Linked DNA regions of Homo sapiens: region 2 is linked to region 1. A link is an interaction called in ENCODE POLR2A ChIA-PET data of the cell type or tissue named here. Cell type or tissue: B cell. All regions are shown on one strand. Links, peaks and the distances in the headings refer to the core of each region. The heading gives the core; the rest is flanking DNA. Region 1 overlaps SH3BP2 (SH3 domain binding protein 2). Region 2 overlaps ADD1 (adducin 1).

Region 1 (9,696 bases), core at 1,146-9,145:
GCAAGGAGAAGGGGCCGTGCAGACCCTGGAATCCTTCCTCCAGGATAGGCGGCTCCTCCCCAGAAGGCCTCTGCATTCTTCTGGTGGCCCTGTCTGGACACCGAGGGGCTGGAGACAGTCCCACGTGTGGGCTGCCTAAGTCCCAGAGGGGGTGGTAGGGAGCATTTCAGGCTCACTGGCTGGCCCCCTTCCCTGGGGCACTGGACCCTCCTCACCACCCCTTGGCCTGTGCACGGGAGGGTAGACAGGATGGTGCCAAGAGCAAGGGACTGGCCCTCAGCCACGGGCCAGGAGACCTGAGCCTTGTAGGCGAATTGCACTTCCTGACCCTCAGTTTCCTGATCTGCAAAACGGGATGACAGAAGTCCCTGGCTCTGGACCACGCTGCTGGATTTGGGTTCCGTGCCGGGCCCCTGACTACACTCATCCTTCAAGGGTGACGCGAGAGAAGCACGTGCCCAGGTTCGGGGCGGGTGGAGACCTGGGTCAGACAGGAGTTCGAGGTGGTGCAGGCTCCCAGGAGGGGAGAAAGGTGCCCTCCCCCAACCTTCTCTCTTCTCCCCAGGCTCTGTAACTTCCAAGGCCATGAGAGTGGTCAGGCCCTGCTTGGTTTCCCGGCCCCCGATCACAGATCGTGCTGGAACTGCTGGCCCCAACGCCCTGAGGTGACTGGCCCTTTCTTCATGGATTCCGGTCACATCTGGTCCATCTTTGTCAGCTGGCCTCTGGGAAGAATGTGGGCTCGGCCACCTGGAGCAGTTGCCTGGGGAGATCAGAGGAGCCCTGAGGGGTTGGCAGAGCGCCCTCGTGGTATCCATACCCCCATCCCTGTAGCTGAGCTGATTCCAAGAAGTGCCCTCTGCTTCCTTGTGAATCAGATGTTTACTGCGCTCCTGCTGAGCCTGCTCCAGGCAGCTGGGTGGGGCGTAGGGTGCCTGTCTGCTCAAGCCTGCAGAGGGAGGCCAGCTCCCCACCCCAGGGTCAGCCAGGCTGGCAGGCAACAGCCTCAAGAAGGCAGTGTGCGTGCCATGGCACACGGGGCTGAGGCCGCGAGGCAGGGGCCGAGGGAAGCGGCACAGAGCTTCTCTCAGGCACCAGAGGGGAGCTGAGTTCTGGGCTCAGAGCAGGCTTCGTCTGAGGGCTTCAGCGTCCTCCTTGTGAAATGGGGTGAAAGTAGGTCTAACTCATGGGAGGCCAGATCCCCAGGCCCGAGCTAGGGCCTCCCTGCCCTTGACACTGTGTGAATGGGCAGCTCCGTTTGGGGGAGTTCCTTCAGCCTCGATCCAGGGGTGTTGTAATCTAGTGATGCTCTTCTGTGGCATTTGAGGGTCCTGGGTCCCCATGCCCTGCAGCCCTGTCCACTGTCCTGAGCTAGGCATAGGGGTGGGCCCTTGCTGCTGGCTGCCCCTGGACAAGGTGGGAAGGGATCAGGGGTCATTCTGGGAGCCTGGAATGCTGGGCGGTCCTTGGCTTTTTCTCAGCCTTGGGAGTCTGGGGCAGTGGTGCGCCTTTACCACCCACCCTGGTTTCTGCCTCTGGGGCAGTGGTGGACCTCCTTCAGAAGGCTGCTGCCCAGCCCCGGGCCCCACTCATGCAACACTGGGTGCCTGTGTACTGGGCCCTGGGCTAGGCATGCACTGCAAGAGCAGACAGGCCACAGGTCAGAGGGCAGGACCGCTGGCAGGTGCCCATGGGTAGCAGCTCACCTGCCTGGCCCACCTTGCCACTCTCTCCCTTAGAAGCAATTTCAGCTGAAGACATAAGTGTCTGTCCTGCTTGGTGCTCAGGGTACCCTCCCTGGCCACCCCCAACTCCACCCTGAGCTGGGTGCCTTCCTGAGCCCCCAGCCTGGTCTATGGCCACCATGCATGTTGACCCATCCATGGTGACCTGTCCGCCTGCCCCTCCTGCTTGGGAACTCAGGAAGGTCAGGGTCGCGTCTGAGAGCCCATGCCCTGGTGGTGCCCACGTGGGCCTGTCCCAGAGGAAGGGTGAGGGGAGTGCCGGCTCTCCCAGCCTCCCACTCCTGGGCAGGGAAGTGGCGCGGGCAACGGGCGGGCTGTGCCAAGCTCTTTGAAGGTGGCTTGTCACTCCCCCCACCTGTGTTTAACTCTACTGAGCATCAGAGCCTAATGTGCCAGTCAGCCTGGCAGCTGCCGCCCAGTTGGTGGAGTTTCCAATCAGATAATATCAGACTGTTGTGCTTTGGTCTCCCACGAAACTCTTCAGGTTTCCATCACAGCCTCCTCCCTTCCCCCTGCGGGCTGCGCTGTGACAGCCACCGCTGCCTGCCACCCGGCAGCAGGGACCCAGCTGCTTCTGGGCCTGGTCTCGGTGGCCCTGGCAGCGGTAGATAGGGAGGACCAAAGCCTGGTGAGGAAGAGCCGCCGAGCGGAGTCGGTGTCCCCTGTCCTCTCCCTGAACGAAAGTGCTTTCTTTCTCTGTAGCTGCTCTTCCTAAACGTGTGTTGGCTTGAGATTGGAGTTAGCCTGGCCTACCTGTGCCACCAGGGCTTTGGGTCCCAAAGAGCTGGCACCTGAGGCAAGTCCAAGCAAAAGGCCGGATTTCTCACCATTAGGAGGGCAATGGGGAAAGATCCAGAAAAGCTGGCCTGGGAGCCCTGAGTGGCAGGTGGGGGTACACAGCCCTGCATGGAGACCAGGCTCAGAGCCAGAGGAGGCAGGCCAGGAAACTCGGCACTCATCTCCTCTCTCGGAAACGCCCCTCCCTGACCCCAGCTGCTTCCTCTCCTCCTACTCGAGGCCAGAAAGGGAAGCCCCTTTCCAGTGGGGTGAGTGGCTGGCGCTGCCCGAGGCGGTCCGCTGATGGCTGGGCAGATAGTGCTGGGGCCTGGCCTGGCAGGCAGATCAGTGGTCAGCAGAGTGAGTTTGACCAGGGCAGAGGGGAAGATGACGGGGGTGCATCCCCCGAGCTGGGGGAAGTGACTTCCCGTTGCCATCACCTCTTGTGGCCTCAGGCGTTCCCAGGCTGAGACCTCTAGGAACACAGGTGCTGGGTGGCTCAGGTGGCTCCACCAGGCCAGGCCGTGTGACCTGGGCATCCTCCGCCTTCTCTGGGCAGGGCAGGGACAGGAAGTGCAGCCTCATGGGATGCGTGAGGGTGAGGGTGTGCCCATCCAGCTGCTGGGGCGGGGTGTGTGGGAGTGGCCCCCCAGGAGCTGCACGCAGCACGGGGCCTGGGAAACTCCAAAGCCGGCGTCAGGTCATCGAGGCCTCCGGGCTGATTAGGACTAATGGCGCTCAGGGGTGCAGCCTCAGCCTCCACCCGCCACCCGTACCCGCCCTGCCTCAGGACTTCGTTCCTGCTGTACCCCTGCTGGCTGCCTGTCCCCACAGGTGGCTCCTTCCTCCCCACCGGAGGAGCTGCTCCCAGGCGGGACCCTGGGGGTGGAATCTCTGAAATGCCTTCCCCTCGGGACCCTCACCGCGACTGGACTTCGCTCAGCTTCAGACCCTGGGCTGCAGCTGCCTAATGAGGTGGGATGGGGCCCTGGGTGTGTAAAGTGGAGGGAGGGGCAGTGGCCACCTCTGAGCCCTGAGCCATCCTGGGGTCCTGGGTGCTGGCTTCAGGAAGGTTTGCTACTTGGGGCAGGGGCTCTCTGAGATCAACCTTCCCATTTTCTTGAGGATGTGACCAGGAGGGTGATGTTTTGTGGTCGGGGTGGCTGTGCCTGCCTCTGGGGCAGGAAGTTGCTGGGGAAGGAAGAAGATTGAGAAAGGACCCCCAACCCCCACCTCTGCAGAGGATCTAGCGGGCCTTGCCCCATGCCAGGGTTCCTGCCGGCTGGCATCAAGGGGACAGCTATTCCAGGGCTGGTGTCCTGAGAAGCAGGGGGGACCCACTTGGGACCCAGGCCCCCTCGAAGACCTACCCAGAGCCACCCTTGCGGCAGGCAGGGTCCTGGCCCTTCCAGTACGAAGCTGGGAAAAGGCAGCACCAAAGATGCCAGGGGCGCCTCACGGATCCCCCCGGGGGGGCCTCCTTGAGGGGGAGCAGGAGGAGGGGCCAGGCTGAGGGCTCAGGCTGTGTGAAAGACACCCTGGTTTTGAAAAGGGAGAGGGGCTAGAGAGGTGGGGCCCGAGGGCCTGGTGGGGCTTCCAGCAGGGGCTGGCTTATGTTTTCAAGCTTACTCTGGGGTCTGGAGACCACTGCCGAACATACGCCCTCCAAGCAGTGGCCACAAGAAGACCATGAGGAGCTCGGGCGGGGTCTGGGGAAAGGGTGGGGGCTGCCACAGACAGAAGTGGGTTCGTCGAGGCTGCAGAAGGCTGGGTGGGAGTGGAGGAGGTGACGTGACCAGGATGGGGTCGGTGACCCCTGCACAGGGGCTACAGGGGATGAAAGGGGAGGGAGCAGCAGACTGCTGAGATTGGGGTGGCATTGGCCCTGGTGGGACTGACTGTCCCCGGCTCAGTCTCCCTCCTCCTTGGCTGGCTTTTCTGGCAGACAGTGGCATGGTCCAGAGCTGCCTCCCTGGGGAGGGAAAGGGCATCCCCAAGTCACTCCTGAGGCTGTGTCCCCAGAGTGTCCACCGGGCTGTGCCACCTCCCTGTCTGATGCAGCCTGCCCCTGCCTGAGCTGCCCGAGCCTGCCCCGTGGCTGCTTCCCAGCCAGGAGGAGGCCCTAGGGGCAGACACCGGCGGGCTTGCTTACAGGCCCTGCTGACTCCAGAGTCTTACTGCCACCCGAGCAGTACGTGGAGGTGCTTGTCCTGTGACCGCCCCCCCCCCGGGCTGATGACGGGCCAGGTGGCACTTCACCTGGGGGCTCTGGGGAGGCTGTCTCGGGCTCCCGTGCCAGGGGTGGGTGCAGGGAGGCTGGGCAGGCAGGAGAGCTCAGGCCTCGGCTCCCACGGGTCTGGGGCTGTGGTGGTTGGGGACCCTAACTAGAGCCATTCACCCCTCTGAGGAAGGACCTGGCCTGGAGCGCCATCCCCAGGGAGCAGTAAGGGCATTGGGGGTGTCTTGGGGTGACCTGGCCGGGGGCAGAAGGCCAGGCGGGAGTTTGCAGGTGGGGAACGGCTGGAGGAACTCGTGGAACAGCCTGAGAGGTGTCCGGCGAGGTAGGGCATGGGTGGCCTTGAGCCCTGAGGCTGAGCGGAGCTGTCTTTGAGAGCCACCTCTGCTGAGGCTGCAGCAGAAAGGCTGTGACAGGCTGGCTCCGAGGGAGGAAGGAGCTGGGCTGTGGGCGGCCTGGCCTTGGGAAGGGGGCTGGACAGTTGCATGGTTGGGGGCGGAGAGGAGGAGACCCTGATCCAGACTCCACCCCTGCCTGTCTTGACCGCGGAGGACCGGGGCCCAGACTGCAGGGGTGCAGAGAGGCTGCGGCAGAGGCTGGGGGCTGGGCTCCTTTCCCGGCAGGCCGGGCCCACCGCCAGACCCTTGTCCTCACTGGGCCTCTCTGAACAGTGGAGCGTTGTGAGGGGCCTGGGAACGTTCAGGTCACCCAGGCCCCCTCTGGGCCACGCTGAGGGTGAGGACAGGAGCCAGCGGGCATGAGTCATCCTGTCCCCTGCCCGGGCCCCGAGGCTCTGGGGTTCCCAGGCTGAGGAGGAACACACAGCTCTCGGTTCCCCAACCCGGGGTCTGGCCCACTCCTTCTTCCTTCTTTTTGCCTCTCTGTCAGCACCTCTTCCTGTTGCCTCCCTCTTGCTCCTGGGCCTGCCTGCATCTCCCTTCCCCTGTCCGGCCAGAGACCCCGGCCTGGGAGTGGCTGTGGCCTGCTCTCCCACCCCGATGCCTGCTGCAGCCCCAGCAGAGGGGCTGGCCTGTCGCCTTGAGCCCACCTGTGCTGGCCTGTGAGTGGCCCCAGGAGGAAGCCAGCGCAAGGACAAGACCCAGCCTAGACAGGAAACCTCCTGAGGCCAACCTAAAATTTACTAAGGAATAAAAAATGACAAGAAGCAGAAGGCAAGGGAATAGAATAATAAACCCAGAGAGTAAAAACGAACAACATCCGGGAAAAAAACCCATGTTAGAAAACAGTTTAAAAATATTAGCCAGGCGTGGTGGCTCATGCCTGTAATCCCAGCACTTTGGGAGGCCAAGGCGGGTGGATTAGTTGAGGTCAGGAGTTCAAGACCAGCCTGACCACCGTGGTGAAACCCCGGCTCTACTAAAAATACAAAAATAAGCCAGGCATGTTGGCGCATGCTTGTAATCCCAGCTACTCGGGAGGCTGAGACGTGAGAATTGCTTGAAACTGGGAGGCAGAGGTTGGAGTGAGCAAAGATTGTGCCACTGCACTCCAGCCTGGGTGACAGAGAGACCTGATCTCAAAAAAAAAGGGGCCGGGCGCAGTGGCTCACACTTGTAATCCCAGCACTTTGGGAGGCCGAGGCCGGCAGATCACCTGAGGTCAGGAGTTCAAGACCAGCCTGGCCAACATAGTGAAACCCTGTCTCTACTAAAAATACAAATTAGCTGGGTGTGGTGGTATGACCTGTAATCCCAGCTATAGGAGGCTGAGGCAGGAGAAGTGCTTGAACCAAGGAGACAGAGGTTGCAATGAGCCAAGATCGTGCCACTGCATTCTAGCCTGGGCACCAAAGTGAGACTCTGTCTCAAAAAAATATATGTGTGTGTGTGTGTGTGTGTGTGTGTGTGTGTGTGTGTATGTATATATGTGTGTGTATATATGTGTATGTGTATATATATGTGTATATGTATATATATGTTTGTATATATGTGTATATATATATGTATGTGTGTGTGTGTATATATATGTGTATATATGTATATATGTGTATATGTATATATATGTTTGTATATATGTGTATATATGTGTATATATGTGTATGTATGTGGTGTGTGTATATATATATGTATATGTGTGTGTGTGTGTGTATATATATATGTATATATGTATGTATGTATATCTATATACACACACACACGTAACGTTAGGGAAAAAGGATCACAGCGAATGCATTAAGGCAGCAGAAAGACCTAACCCTCAAGTGCTGAAATGAGTGGACAGAGGGAAGGGACCCTGTTGTGCTGACTCAGCCTTGGTGGGTCCCAGCCTGTGGCACCCGCTGACAGATGGTGACAGGGTTCCTGGGTAAGCGAGGGGCCCAAGGACCCTCAGTGGTGCACAGAGGAGCCATGATGGGGGCCACGCCTGGGCCCCAGCGTCCTTTGCCCTGACCCAGGAGCTTGTCCAGATAAAACGCCGTAAAGTGCCTGGGCTGAGCCCGAGGTGTGTGCAGGAGCTGCATGGTTTTGTGCGGTCCAAGGGAGGCCGCCAAGACCGCCACGGTACGAAAAGTACCACGGTGATGAGTGAAAGGGACAGGCGGCGCAGGGCTCTCAGGCCACTTACTGCTATACGGTCCCAAGGCCCACCCTGTAGGGCTTACACAGCTGCCTACACAGGGTGCCCATCGTGGTGGCTCCTGACCTCTGCCGTTGGCTCTGGGTGGGAGCAGTGGGGCTGGGTTTCTCTGACTGGCGCCCCTACTGCATGCCACCCCAGCAGGAGCCCCAGGGCCTCGGCATCTCCACTCTGTTCCCTTGTTATCTCGCCCTGGTGCTGGGATCCGGGATAAGCAGGGTGCTGTCCACTTCCAGGGCCTAGGGACCCAGTGCTGGGCCAAGTGCCTATGGCAGAGTGCTTGGGAGCTGTCTGGTTTGGTCCTCAGAGTCCTGTTGCTAATAAGCGTGGAGGGGGAGGACGGAGCAAGGCTCAGGGAGTGAAGTGACTTGCCCCTAGTCTCCAGCTTAAGGGACCAAGGCTGGGACTGGAGCCCAGGCGTGAATGGTGCCCAGGAGCTCATCCCAGGGAAGGTCTGAGATGCTGTCTGCCTCACCTGGGCATGTGGCCTGGACTGGCAGTTCTAACTAAGACCCACCTCTGTCTCTCATGTCAGAAGGTGGGTGCCTTCTCTTACCTGCAACCCCAGGGCCTTTGCACAAGCTATGCTCTGTCTGACTCTATGTAATCCCATGCTTGGCTAACTCATGTGGAAGATTGCTCCCAGGACGCTGGCGGATGTGTCAACGTGTCTGGGTGGAACAGATGTCACAAGGATGTGAGTCAGAGGTGGCTGCCTCCCTAACAGATTGGGAGCCCAGACAGAGGGTGACAGTAGCTTGGATCCCGGGTGCAGGGTGTGGCGTTTGCCTGTAGGTGCTGTGCCTGAGTGCCTCCCCTGTGCCCGATACCATGAGACTTCAGGCCGAGTGGAGTGACACTGTGCAAGAGAGACAGGGTCCGGCTGACCAGCCTCACCATGACTCCAGCCGAGCCCACTGAATAGGTGGGCTACCTTCCACCATTCCCTGGCCTCGGTTTCCTGCTCTCGGTTTCCTCAGCTGCCTGGTGGGTTCCACTGCAACTCTCTGGGGGTCTCCTTCTGTCCCGGCACCGCCTGCTCCTGTTCCTCATCCGAGTCTCTGCGGATGCGTGGACCCCGCCCTCTGTGCAGCCTCAGCACTAAGTCCTGGGTCCAGCAGCTCCGGGACTGCCCCAGTTACTCCTGGGGAAACTGAGGACTGGAGCTCTGCTTCTTTGCCCGAGTTTTCTCTAGGGTGAGCACCAGACCACTCTTTCTTCAAGGGAACCAGCAGCATTGAGCGGGACCCAAAAGGGGGCTGTGGCCTGGGAGAGCTTCCCAACCAGCCTCCCCAGGGGCTCTTGGGATCAGTTTAAAACAGAAGCAGCTCCTAACTCCTCAAGGGTGGGCTGGAGCCCCTGCTTCCCCAGGCCTTCCTGTCCTGCTGAGCTGGGCCCTGCGGTAGCTTCCTCCCTGTACCCCACATGGCGTGGCCCACCCTGTGTCCCCTGGCCTCCTACCCAGAGCCCTGCCCCCTCCACAGAGGCCAGGGCCCACCCCCACTGTCCTTAAGGTTGGTGGGCTTCCTTCTGAGAGTGGGCCTGGGGTTTCTCCTCTCCTTCTTACCCACCCCAGAGCCAGGCTCAGCAGGAAATGCCTGGTAGGGGCCCTGCCAGGGCCATAAGGCTTTCAGGGCACCCTCAGGTTGTGTTGTAGGGGTGGGCCAGGTGGCCCCAGGCTCTGGGTGACACTAGCCACGCTGGCTGGGTAGCCAAGCGTTGCAGCTCACTCAGCCTCGAGGTCCTAATCGGGAGAACAAAACGAGCAGTTGGCGATGGAGCGGGCACAGAGCTGGCGCACTCAGAACACAGTGGACATTTCCTTGGGGGCTCCCTGCCCCTCCCTTGGTCCAGCAGCCTAGCCCTCCTATCACAAGAGGTGACTGTGGGCAGGGAAGCACCCCCAACCTTCACACCCACTGTGCCCGTGGCCCAGGCGTCCCACGCATCCCAGGAGGGTCTGGTTGGCGGGAGCCCTCTGCTTCTGCTTCCTCTAGATGAGGAAGGTGCCCGGCAGATTTCCTACCTAAGCACACCCCCTGGGCCCGGAGGGTCAGCAGCCAGGCTGGTGTGGGCGTGGGGTGTCCCGGCCACAGCTGATCTGCTCAGTGACTGCTGCTGCCCTTGCCTATCGATGAGGATGCTGGGGCCGGGAGGTCACCCTGGAGGCCCAGGCTGCGCTTGGTGGGTGCAGAGCCCCTGGAGTGCCCCCCTCCTGCAGCCAGGGGTCCCCCGAGATGGAAGAAGTGGGGTGCCTGGGGCTGGCCAGATGGTGTAATTCAGCACATGAGCCCATGAGCTAGGCCCCACGGAGAGTAGGGGTTCCAGCCAGCTGGGGTG
Region 2 (9,696 bases), core at 369-8,368, 110 kb after region 1:
GACTTTGGTCAGTGCGTGTTTTGGGTTTCAGAATTTGCCTTTTCCATGACTCTGACTGCAGACAGCCTCTTCTGGGCAGTCTGTTGCTGTTGGCAGCGGCCACTCCCGAGTGCCCTTCCACCCTCGCTGGTTCAACTTTGACTGTAAATGTCATGAATGTAGCCACTAGAGGTCATATCATTGAAAGATGTCATTTCAGAGGAATGGGAATTCAGACAGTCTTTGTCAGCCCTTGATAAAATGTATTTATTTGTACCTCAAAAAAAAAAAAAAAAACCCTAAATAACATTTTTAAATGCCACAGAGGAGAAAGACTTAGGAGAGTCTGAAACCCCTCACTGTGATTCCCTCTGTGTGCGGGCATCTAGTATGTGGAGTAGGTGGAAGATCTGTCTGAACCCACCCACGTAGAAGGAAATCCTCCCTAAGAATCTAGGCTGCTAGTGTGCAGGAGTTGGTGCCACGCAGAAAGGGGCTGACCGCATGGTTGAAGAGTCTTAGCTGAGAGGTATGTTTATATTCTTGTCAAAGGAAATTTCCAGAACTGTCTCTTTCACTTGTCACACCTTCATTGAGATGCATGTGTCACTTTAGTGGTGTTCCAGTTCCCACATAGAAGCAGGTTTATAGCAAAGATTCTGTATTCCTGTCTGTAATCCCTGCTAATAACATTATTTTGCATATTTACTTATTAATTCCACAGGTCCTGTTTTTCCCTGTGCTTAGAGCATCCTTCCAGCTGCCATTCTTGGAAGAGCTTCTCAGAGCAGGGGAGAAAGATGACTCTGCCTGTTGCTTGTTTTTCATCTTTTGGCACTTTGTTGCGGTCTTGTCAGTTATTCTTTCTCTCAGGTGTGTGAGGGCTGTGCAGGCCATGAGCCCAGCTGGCCTCCTGTGTAGAGCCCACGTGAGGGCAGCACTGAGGACCTTGTTAGGGCTCTCCAGAAAGCAGCCTGGGTCGCCGTGTTCAACCACCAGTTACAGCTTTGTGTGCTCTGTCCCAGTGATATTCAGATGTGGGTGTGTGTCACTGTCACCTGGGGGCTTCCTGAACGATAGAGGTAGGGTCCGTACCTTCTGAACACCATGCTCACTGCGAGTGCTGCATCCAGGTGTCATTAGCAGAGAATACCACTGTACGCTGACCCCAGAGGAAGAGAGCTTGACCACCTGGACAGAAATCCTTGTTCCACCTTTGTGTTTTCTCTACCTCCTTATATCTGAAGTTTACTTTTGCACCCTTGATCTTTATCCCACTCTGGCTAAAATATCCCTCTTTTTGGTGAGAATGTGCTTTGGCTCCATGGGAGTCCTTTACTGGGCAATTGTTCCACTTCCTTTCATGTGAACCTCAAAGCACAGACAGTCTTGCTCCTTTTGGAACATGGAGCTGCATGTTGAGAAGTTGAGTTTTTCCTTGACCAAGCAAGGACGACTGTGTCCCACACACTCCCCTCCCCAGTGAGGCGAGTGCGTGGATGCCTGCTTCCCATCTGAGAACCTGAAGAATGGGTATTTGGGACTTAGGGAGCTGGGGCTTTTCTGGAAAGGACTTTCCTTTGCCTTCCATTTCTCCCTCACTGGTGATGGCCATTCCCACAGTGCAAGTGTTGCCTTCTGATAGAAGAAGGAACAGTAATCACAGTTCAAACAGGAGTTCGCAGCCCAGCCGAAGGCTGTGTTGACTTTGTTTTGGGCAGCATAACATGTAACCTGAAATACATATATATATATATATATTTTTTTTTTTTTTTTGAGACAGGGTCTCACTCTGTTGTCCAGGCTGGAGTGTGGTCGGGCTGTCTTGGCCCACTGCAACCTCCGCCTCCCGGGCTCAAGCAGTCCTCCCTCCTCCCATCTCAGCCTCCTGAGTAGCTGGGACTACAGGTGCACATCACCACACCTGGCTAAATTTTTGTATTTTTTTGTAGAGACTGGGTTCCGCCACGTTGCCCAGGCTGGTCTCAAACTCCTGAGCTCAAGCAGTCCACCTGACTCAGCCTCCCAAAATGCTGGGATTATAGGGTGTGAGCCACCGCGCCTGGCATAACCTGAAATAATTTTGGCTGCCCTCTGGATTCAATTGCAAGTGAAATGAAGGATTAGAGATGAAGATGTGAGTCTACACTGCAAGCTATTCAGCCCAGGGAAGGACTCTTGTGTTCCCATGTGCACCTCACCAGGGGCTGTGTTCTCCAACACCCTTCATGCTGTGTGGTAGAAATGCAGAGGGGCAGTAAGCTCACCCCTTGGACTCTCTCAGTGACCTGTGTTGAGCACCTAACCTGTGCATGGTCCAGCACTGGGAATGCCAGTCCAGATCCAAGTTGGCCCTGCTCGTAGATGAAAATCTGATGGTCAGAGAGGTCAGCCGCTAGTGCAGGTTGCACAGCCTCGGGTGGAGCTCTTGTTCCACCCAGGTTGCCTCAGTCAAGTATGGAAAGTTACTGGGCCTGTGTTTTGCTTTAGAGGCTTGTCAAGTGACAGGGAGGTGAGGGGAGTGGCAGGAGGGGAAGCTAGGCACATCTTGGTTTCTTGTCTGGGTTGTCCATGAGTGGCGTATGTTTCTCTGCATCTCAGTCATTGCTCTGTGTCCTTTCTTGCAGAGGAATGTGATTCTCTGTTCCCATAACTGGTCTTGACAGCAGCTTAACCCTTAGCTGTGGTCTGTGGAGGAGGGAGCTCTCCACCACTGGGGACCTGCTGCGCTGTGCCTCGGGCTTCAGCTGTCTCAGTATGAGAGAGCCCCGCTTGTCCTTTGGGGCATCAAAATTGGGAACAAGGGTTTTGATGTCTCTGTGCCAATGGATTTTTATTTGTATTTTTATTTTTATTTTGAGACAGCATCTTACTCTGGCCCATGCTGGAGTGCAGTAGTGCAATCACAGCTCACTGCAGCCTCGACCTCTCAGGCCAAAAGAATCCTCCCACCTCAGCCTCCTCAGCAGCTGGGACTACAGGTGCATGCCACCATGCTTGGCTAATTTTTAAATTTTTTGTAGAGACAAGGTCTCACTATGTTGCCCAGGCTGGTCTCGAACTCCTGGGCTCAAGCAATCCTTCTGCCTTGGCCTCCCAAAGTGCTGGGATTATAAGCATGAGCTGTGGTGCCTGGCTGATAGTTTATTCTTTGTTTGTTTGTTTGTTTTGTTTGAGACGGAGTCTTGCTCTGTTGCCCAGGTTGGAGTGCAGTGGCGCAATCTCGGCTCACCTCAACCTCCGCCTCCCACGTTCAGGTGATTCCTTTGCCTCAGCTTCCCGAGTACCTGGGATTACAGATGCCCACTACCACGCCTGGTTAATTTTTTTTGTATTTTTAGTAGAGACAGGTTTTCGCTGTGTTGGCCAGGGTGGTCTTGAACTCCTGACCTCAGGTGATCCACCCGCCTCAGCTTCCCAAAGTGCTGGGATTACAGGTGTGAGCCACCATGCCTGGCCTGATAGTTGATTCTTGATATTTGATTCCTTTACTAATTTTAACCACTTGATTTAAATGAACTTAAGCATTTCTCTTGTATCACCTTCTCATTTCATTGGCAGTGATATCAGGATGCAGGTGCAGCCAGCCAAACTGCTGTTGCTGGGATACCATCTCTAGAGTGCCATCATGTGAGGGCTCTTAGCAGTGGCCAGCCCAGCAGCTCCTCCTTCAGATAGTGAGGCAGGCCTCTGGTCAGGGAAAGACTTGGCTCGGGCCACAGCGCTAAGACATGGCAGACAGGACTCAGCTTCCTGTCTTGGTGAGGCAGGGCAACTTCTTAACGAAAAGCCAATGGGCCTCGAGTCAGACCTGGTTCAGAAGAGGGTTCCCTTTGACTTGTTGACTGTCGAGAGTCTCCAGGCTCCCGGGCAAAGGTTGCCTGTTCCAGCAGCCCATCTGTCCCTCTCGGAGCTCTGTGTCACTGGTCAGCACTGGGTACGCAGCATGCTAGGTGGTAACCCCTCAGCCCATCCCAGTCAGTCCAAGTTCCCCTGTCTCTGCTTGAGGAGCGGTCGGCCTGTGTGAGTTGAATTTCCCGAGTCAGCCCAGCTAGGACGCTCTCCATCTCTGGTGTTCACTCCGCACTGAGAGCAGCACTGAAGGACCAGGCCTGGCATCCAAAGAATTGTGGTTTCTCCTGTTTCTATTTGGTTTTGGAAGCTGTCAGTCATGTGCATGTGTGTAAGTGCTGGATAACTGTCTTAGAAGTGAGCTCCAGGGTAGCCGGGCGTGGTGGCGGGCGCCTGTAGTCCCAGCTACTCGGGAGGCTGAGGCAGGAGAATGGAGTGAACCTGGGAGGTGGAGCTTGCAGCGAGCCGAGATTGCGCCACTACACTCCAGCCTGGGTGACAGTGCGAGACTCCGTCTCAAAAAAAAAAAAAAAGAAGTGAGCTCCAGGGAATTAGGGGACATTTTCCTGCCCCTGACCCAATCAGGCTGCACTGTGGGCACAGCGCTGTGCTGGGGCAGGTGGCTGTGAGTGGACCGCACCCCCTGATGCCCACCCAGCCCACTGTGCTGGCCTGCAGGCTCCACCTCCTGCTTTAAGATTGGTGTGGTCTGTGAGCCGCCTTGGTGCTTCGCTTTCTTCTTTTTTTCTTTGGTACAAATTTTCAGAGTTTTCCAAATTCCTCAGCTAAACACTGGTGTCTTGGGGCATGTTGTCATCTCGGAATGTTTTGGGATAAGCTCCAGGAACTAGTTACAAACTAACCACAGTCAAAAGAACAGAACTTACCTGTGCTCTTAGAATATGAGCAAAGCTCTGAGCATGCCTTACGCTGAGTGCTGTACCTCGTGACAGTTTCTGATGTCATGAGGAAAACTTACTGACTTTTAAACAGTAACAGGAAAGGGCCTCTTCCCCTTCTGCTCCACAGTGAGGAGTGGGCACCCTCCCTGAGGTGCTCTGTGCTCTTGGGTCTGCATTGGGCTTTTGCTTCTGAAACCTGGAAGGCTCTGTAGGATTTCTTTTGTGGTTAATATCTGTTCATCGTGGCACTGACCTGTGTTTCCATTATATACCACTGAAGGCTGCAGCTCAGCCTAGGCCTCGGGCCCATGGCAGTGCAGTCTCAGGGGTCTCTGCTCCTGGAAAGCCTCCTGCCCCCGCCCTGCCTGCAGCCTGCCTGGGAGGAGGGAGAGTCCCCATCGGGCCGGGCTCCTGCAGACCAGATGTGCCTTTCATCCACAGGGAGAGCTGGTGACGGCCTCCAAGGCCATCATTGAAAAGGAGTACCAGCCCCACGTCATTGTGAGCACCACGGGCCCCAACCCCTTCACCACACTCACAGACCGTGAGCTGGAGGAGTACCGCAGGGAGGTGGAGAGGAAGCAGAAGGGCTCTGAAGGTGAGTGCTTGTGGTCCTGGGCACGGCCACTCCAGAAGGTGAAAGTGCTCTGGGAGCTTCTTTGTGGTCCAGGTGCTGGCTGTGGGTGGTGATAAGAATAGTCACATGCATCAAAGACAAACCAGAACTTTATCCAGTACTCATTTCCAACCTAGTCACTCAGGCCAGAATGGAAGAAATTGCTGGCCGGGCACAGTGGTTCATGCCTTTAATCCAGCACTTTGGGAGGCCAAGGAGGGCGGATGACCTGAGGTCGGGAGTTCGAGACCAACCTGACCAACATGGAGAAACCCCATCTCTACCAAAAATACAAAATTAGGCTGGGCATGGTGGCTCACGCCTATAATCCCAGCACTTTGGGAGGCCGAGGCGGGCGGATCACGAGGTCAGGAGATCGAGACCATCCTGGCTAATACGATGAAACGCCGTCTCTAGGAAAATAGAAAAAAAATTAGCCGGATGTGGTGGCAGGCACCTGTAGTCCCAGCTACTTGGGAGGCTGAGGCAGGAGAATGGCGTGAACGTGGAAGGCAGGGCTTTCAGTGAGCCGAGATTGCACCACGGCACTCCAGCCTGGGCGACAGAGTGAGACTCTGTCTCAAAATAAATACATAAATACATACAAATACAAAATTAGCCAGGTGTAGTGGCGCATGCCTGTAATCCCAGCTACTCGGGAAGGCTGAGTCAGGAGAATCGCTTGAACCCGGGGGGCGGAGGTTGCGGTGAGCCGAGATCGTGCCATTGCACTCTAGCCTGGGCATCTCAAAAAAAAAGAAATTGCAAAGTTAGGCACACTTGTGAGTGGCCCTGGCTAGGAGGGAGACGTGTGTAAATGACGATGTGGAGGACTAGTGGTGGCCACTCACAAGAGTCTGCGCGCCATACTAAGACACACCGGGGCCCCTCTGCCAAAACGAGGCTGACCCCGAAGATGTCCTGCCGTGGTCCCATCCAGCAGCTGTGATGAGAGGAGACAGCAGGACCGAGGGGCAACCCACAGAACTCTGGGCTGGAGGGCATTGGTCCTTCTCCCAGGGAGGTTTCTGTCCACATGGAGTGACCAGACATTCACAAAAGAATTCACTAATTTGGATCAGTTAGTGGGAAAGCCAGCATGCATATTATTATTATTATTATTATTATTATTATTATTATTATTATTATTATTTTTGAGATGAAGTCTTGCTCTGTCGCCAGGCTGGAGTGCAGTGGCACGATCTCAGCTCACTGCAATCTCCGCCTCCTGGGTTCAAGCAATTCTCCTGCCTCAGCCTCCCGAGTAGCTGGGACTACAGGCATGCACCACCATGCCCAGCTAATTTTTGTATTTTTAGTAGAGATGGGGTTTCACCATGTTGGCCAGGACGGTCTCAATGTCTTGAACTCGTGATCCGCCCGCCTTGGCCTCCCAAAGTGCTGTCATTACAGGTGTGAGCCACTGCGCCCGGCCCTGAATATTATTTTTAAGAGACTTTTGTCTCTCTCTCTCTTTTTTTTAAATTAATTATACTTTAAGTTTTGGGATACATGTACAGAACGTGCAGGTTTGTTACATAGGTATACACGTGCCGTGGTGGTGGCACATGTATGGGTGGCACCCATCATCTACATTAGGTATTTCTCCTGATGCTATCCTTCCCCTAGCCCCACACCCCTGACAGGCCCTGGTGTGTGATGTCCCCTTCCCTGTGTCCATGTGTTCTAATTGTTCAATCCCCACTTATGAGTGAGAACATGCAGTGTTTGGTTTTCTGTTCCTGTGTTAGTTTGCTGAGAATGATGGTTTCCAGCTTCATCCATATCCCTGCAAAGGACATGAACTCATCCTTTTTTATGATTGCATAGTATTCCATGGTGTATATGTGCCACATTTTCTTTGTCCAGTCTATCATTGCTGGGCATTTGAGTTGTTTCCAACTCTTTCGTATTGTGCATAGTGGTGCAGTACACATATGTGTGCATGTGTCTTTATCATAGAATGTTTATAATCCTTTGGTTATATACCCAGTAACGGGATTGCTGGGTCAAATGGTATTTCTGGTTTTAGATTCTTGAGGAATCGCCACACTGCCTTCCACAATGGTTGAACTAATTTACACTCCCACCAACAGTGTAAAAGTGTTCCTATTTCTCCACATCCTCTCCAGCTTCTGTTGTTTCCTCGCTTTTTAATGATCGCCACTGTAACTGGTGTGAGATGGTATCTCATTGTGGTTTTGATTTGCATTTCTCTAATGACCAGTGATGATGAGCTTTTTTTTCATGTTTGTTGGCTACATAAATGTCTTCTTTTGAGAAGTGTCTGTTTATATCCTTCGTCTGCTTTTTGATGGCATTGTTTTTTTCTTGTAAACTTGTTTAAGTTCCTTGTAGATCGTGGATATGAGCCCTTTGTCAGATGGATAGATTGCAAAAATTTTCTCCCATTCTGTAGATTCCCTTTTCATTCTGATGATAGTTTCTTCTGGTGTGCAGAAGCTCTTTAGTTTAATTAGATCCCATTTGTCAGTTTTGGCTTTTGTTGCCATTGCTTTTGGTGTTTTAGTCATGAAGTCTTTGCCCATGCCTATGTCCTGAATGGTATTGCCTAGGTTTTCTTCTAGGATTTTTATGGTTTTAGGTCTTATGTTTAACCCCTCTTGAGTTAATTTTTGTATGAGGTGTAAGGAAGGGGTCCAGTTTCAGTTTTATGCATATGGCTATCCAGTTTTCCTAACACCATTTATTAAATAGGGAATCCTTTTCCCATTCCTTGTTTTTGTCCAGTTTGTCAAAGATCAGATGGTTGTAGATGTCTGGCATTATTTCTGAGGCCTCTGTTCTGTTCCGTTGGTCTCTATATCTGTTTTGGTACCAGTACCGTGCTGTTTTGGTTACTGTAGCCTTGTAGTATAGTTTGAAGTCAGGTAGTGTGATGCCTACAGCTTTGTTCTTTTTGCTTAGGATTGTCTTGGCCATACGGGCTCTTTTTTGGTTCCATATGAAATTTGAAGTAGTTTTTTCTAATTCTGTGAAGAAAGTCAGTGGTAGCTTGATGGGCATAGCATTGAATCTATAAATTACTTTGGGCAGTATGGCCGTTTTCACAATACTGATTCTTTGTATCCATGAGCATGGAATGTTTTTCTATTTGTTTGTGTCCTATTTCGCTGAGCAGTGGTTTGTAGTTCTCCTCGAAGAGGTCTTTCACATCCCTTGTAAGTTGTATTCCCAGGTATTTTATTCTCTTTGTAGCAATTGTGAATGGGAGTTCACTCATGATTTGACTCTTTGTCAATTATTGGTGTGTAGGAATGCTTGTGATTTTTGCAGTTGATTTTGTATCTTGAGACTTTGCTGAAGTTGCTTATCAGCTTAAGGAGATTTTGGGCTGAGATGATGGGGTTTTCCAAATATACAATCATGTCATCTGAAAACAGAGACAATTTGACTTCCTCTCTTCCTATTTGAATACACTATATTTTTTTCTCTTGCCTGATTGCCGTGGCCAGAACTTCTAATAGTATGTTGAATACGAGTGGTGAGAGAGGGCATCCTTGTCTTGTGCCAGTTTTCAAAGGGAATGCTTCCAGCCTTTGCCCATTCAGTATGATATTGGCTGTGGGTTTGTCATAAATAGCTCTTATTATTTTGAGATACATTCCATCAATACCTAGTTTATTGAGAGTTTTTAGCATGAAGGGGTGTTGAATTTTATTGAAGGCTTTTTCTGCGTCTATTGAGATAATCATGTGGTTTTTGTCATTGGTTCTATTTATACGATGGATTACGTTTATTGATTTGCATATGGTTTTTTTGTTATTTGGTTTTTTTTTTTTTCTTTCCTGAGACGGAGTCTCCCTCTGTCACCCAAGCTAGAGTGCAGTGGTGCAATCTTGGTTCACTGCAACCTCCACCTCCTGTGTTCAAGCCTCAGCCTCCTGAGTACTTGAGACTACAGACACACGCCACCACACCCGGTTAATTTTTGTATTTTTATTAGAGGCGGGGTTTCACCATGTTGGCCAGGATGGTCTCGATCTCCTGACCTTGTGATCCACCTGCCTCAGCCTCCCAAACTACTGGGATTACAGGTGTGAGCCACCGCACCTGGTTGATTTGCATATGTTGAACCAGCCTTGCATCCCAGGGATGAAGCCAACTTGATCGTGGTGGATAAGCTTTTTGATGTGCTGCTGGATTCGGTTTGCCAGTATTTCATTGAGGATTTTTGCATTGATGTTCATCAGGGATATTGGCCTGAAATTTTCTTTTTTTGTTGTGTCTCTGCCAGGTTTTGGTATCAGGATGATGCTGGCCTCATACAATGAGTTAGGGAGGAGTCCCTCTTTTTCTATTGTTTGTAATAGTTTCAGATGGAAT

Evidence for each region. Peaks named below come from ENCODE experiments on the same cell type or tissue, not always from the same donor. Only the 100,000 strongest peaks of a DNase experiment are listed, where the experiment ranks them.
Region 2: POLR2A ChIA-PET joins it to region 1 with 6 read pairs; 4 of 35 experiments call an interaction of 5 or more read pairs at or near these places.

Annotation. Positions count from the first base shown.
Region 1 is chr4:2,795,809-2,805,504 of GRCh38, forward strand. The region is part of intron 1 of SH3BP2 (SH3 domain binding protein 2); the gene reads left to right. Among named protein-coding and RNA genes, the nearest start is that of SH3BP2, 7.6 kb to the left of the region's middle. RefSeq lists enhancers at 2,698-3,037, 5,442-5,491. In B cell, for the core only: no CTCF peak of the experiment used is centred there; DNase peaks (open chromatin) are centred at 2,423, 2,933, 3,103, 5,593 and 2 weaker places; H3K4me3 peaks cover 4,068 bases; H3K27ac peaks cover 6,619 bases.
Region 2 is chr4:2,909,710-2,919,405 of GRCh38, forward strand. ADD1 (adducin 1) reads left to right here. Exons shown (of 16, transcript NM_001354761.2): 14 at 5,175-5,331. Among named protein-coding and RNA genes, the nearest start is that of SLC75A1, 20 kb to the right of the region's middle. RefSeq lists an enhancer at 4,978-5,047. In B cell, for the core only: no CTCF peak of the experiment used is centred there; a DNase peak (open chromatin) is centred at 923; H3K27ac peaks cover 2,122 bases.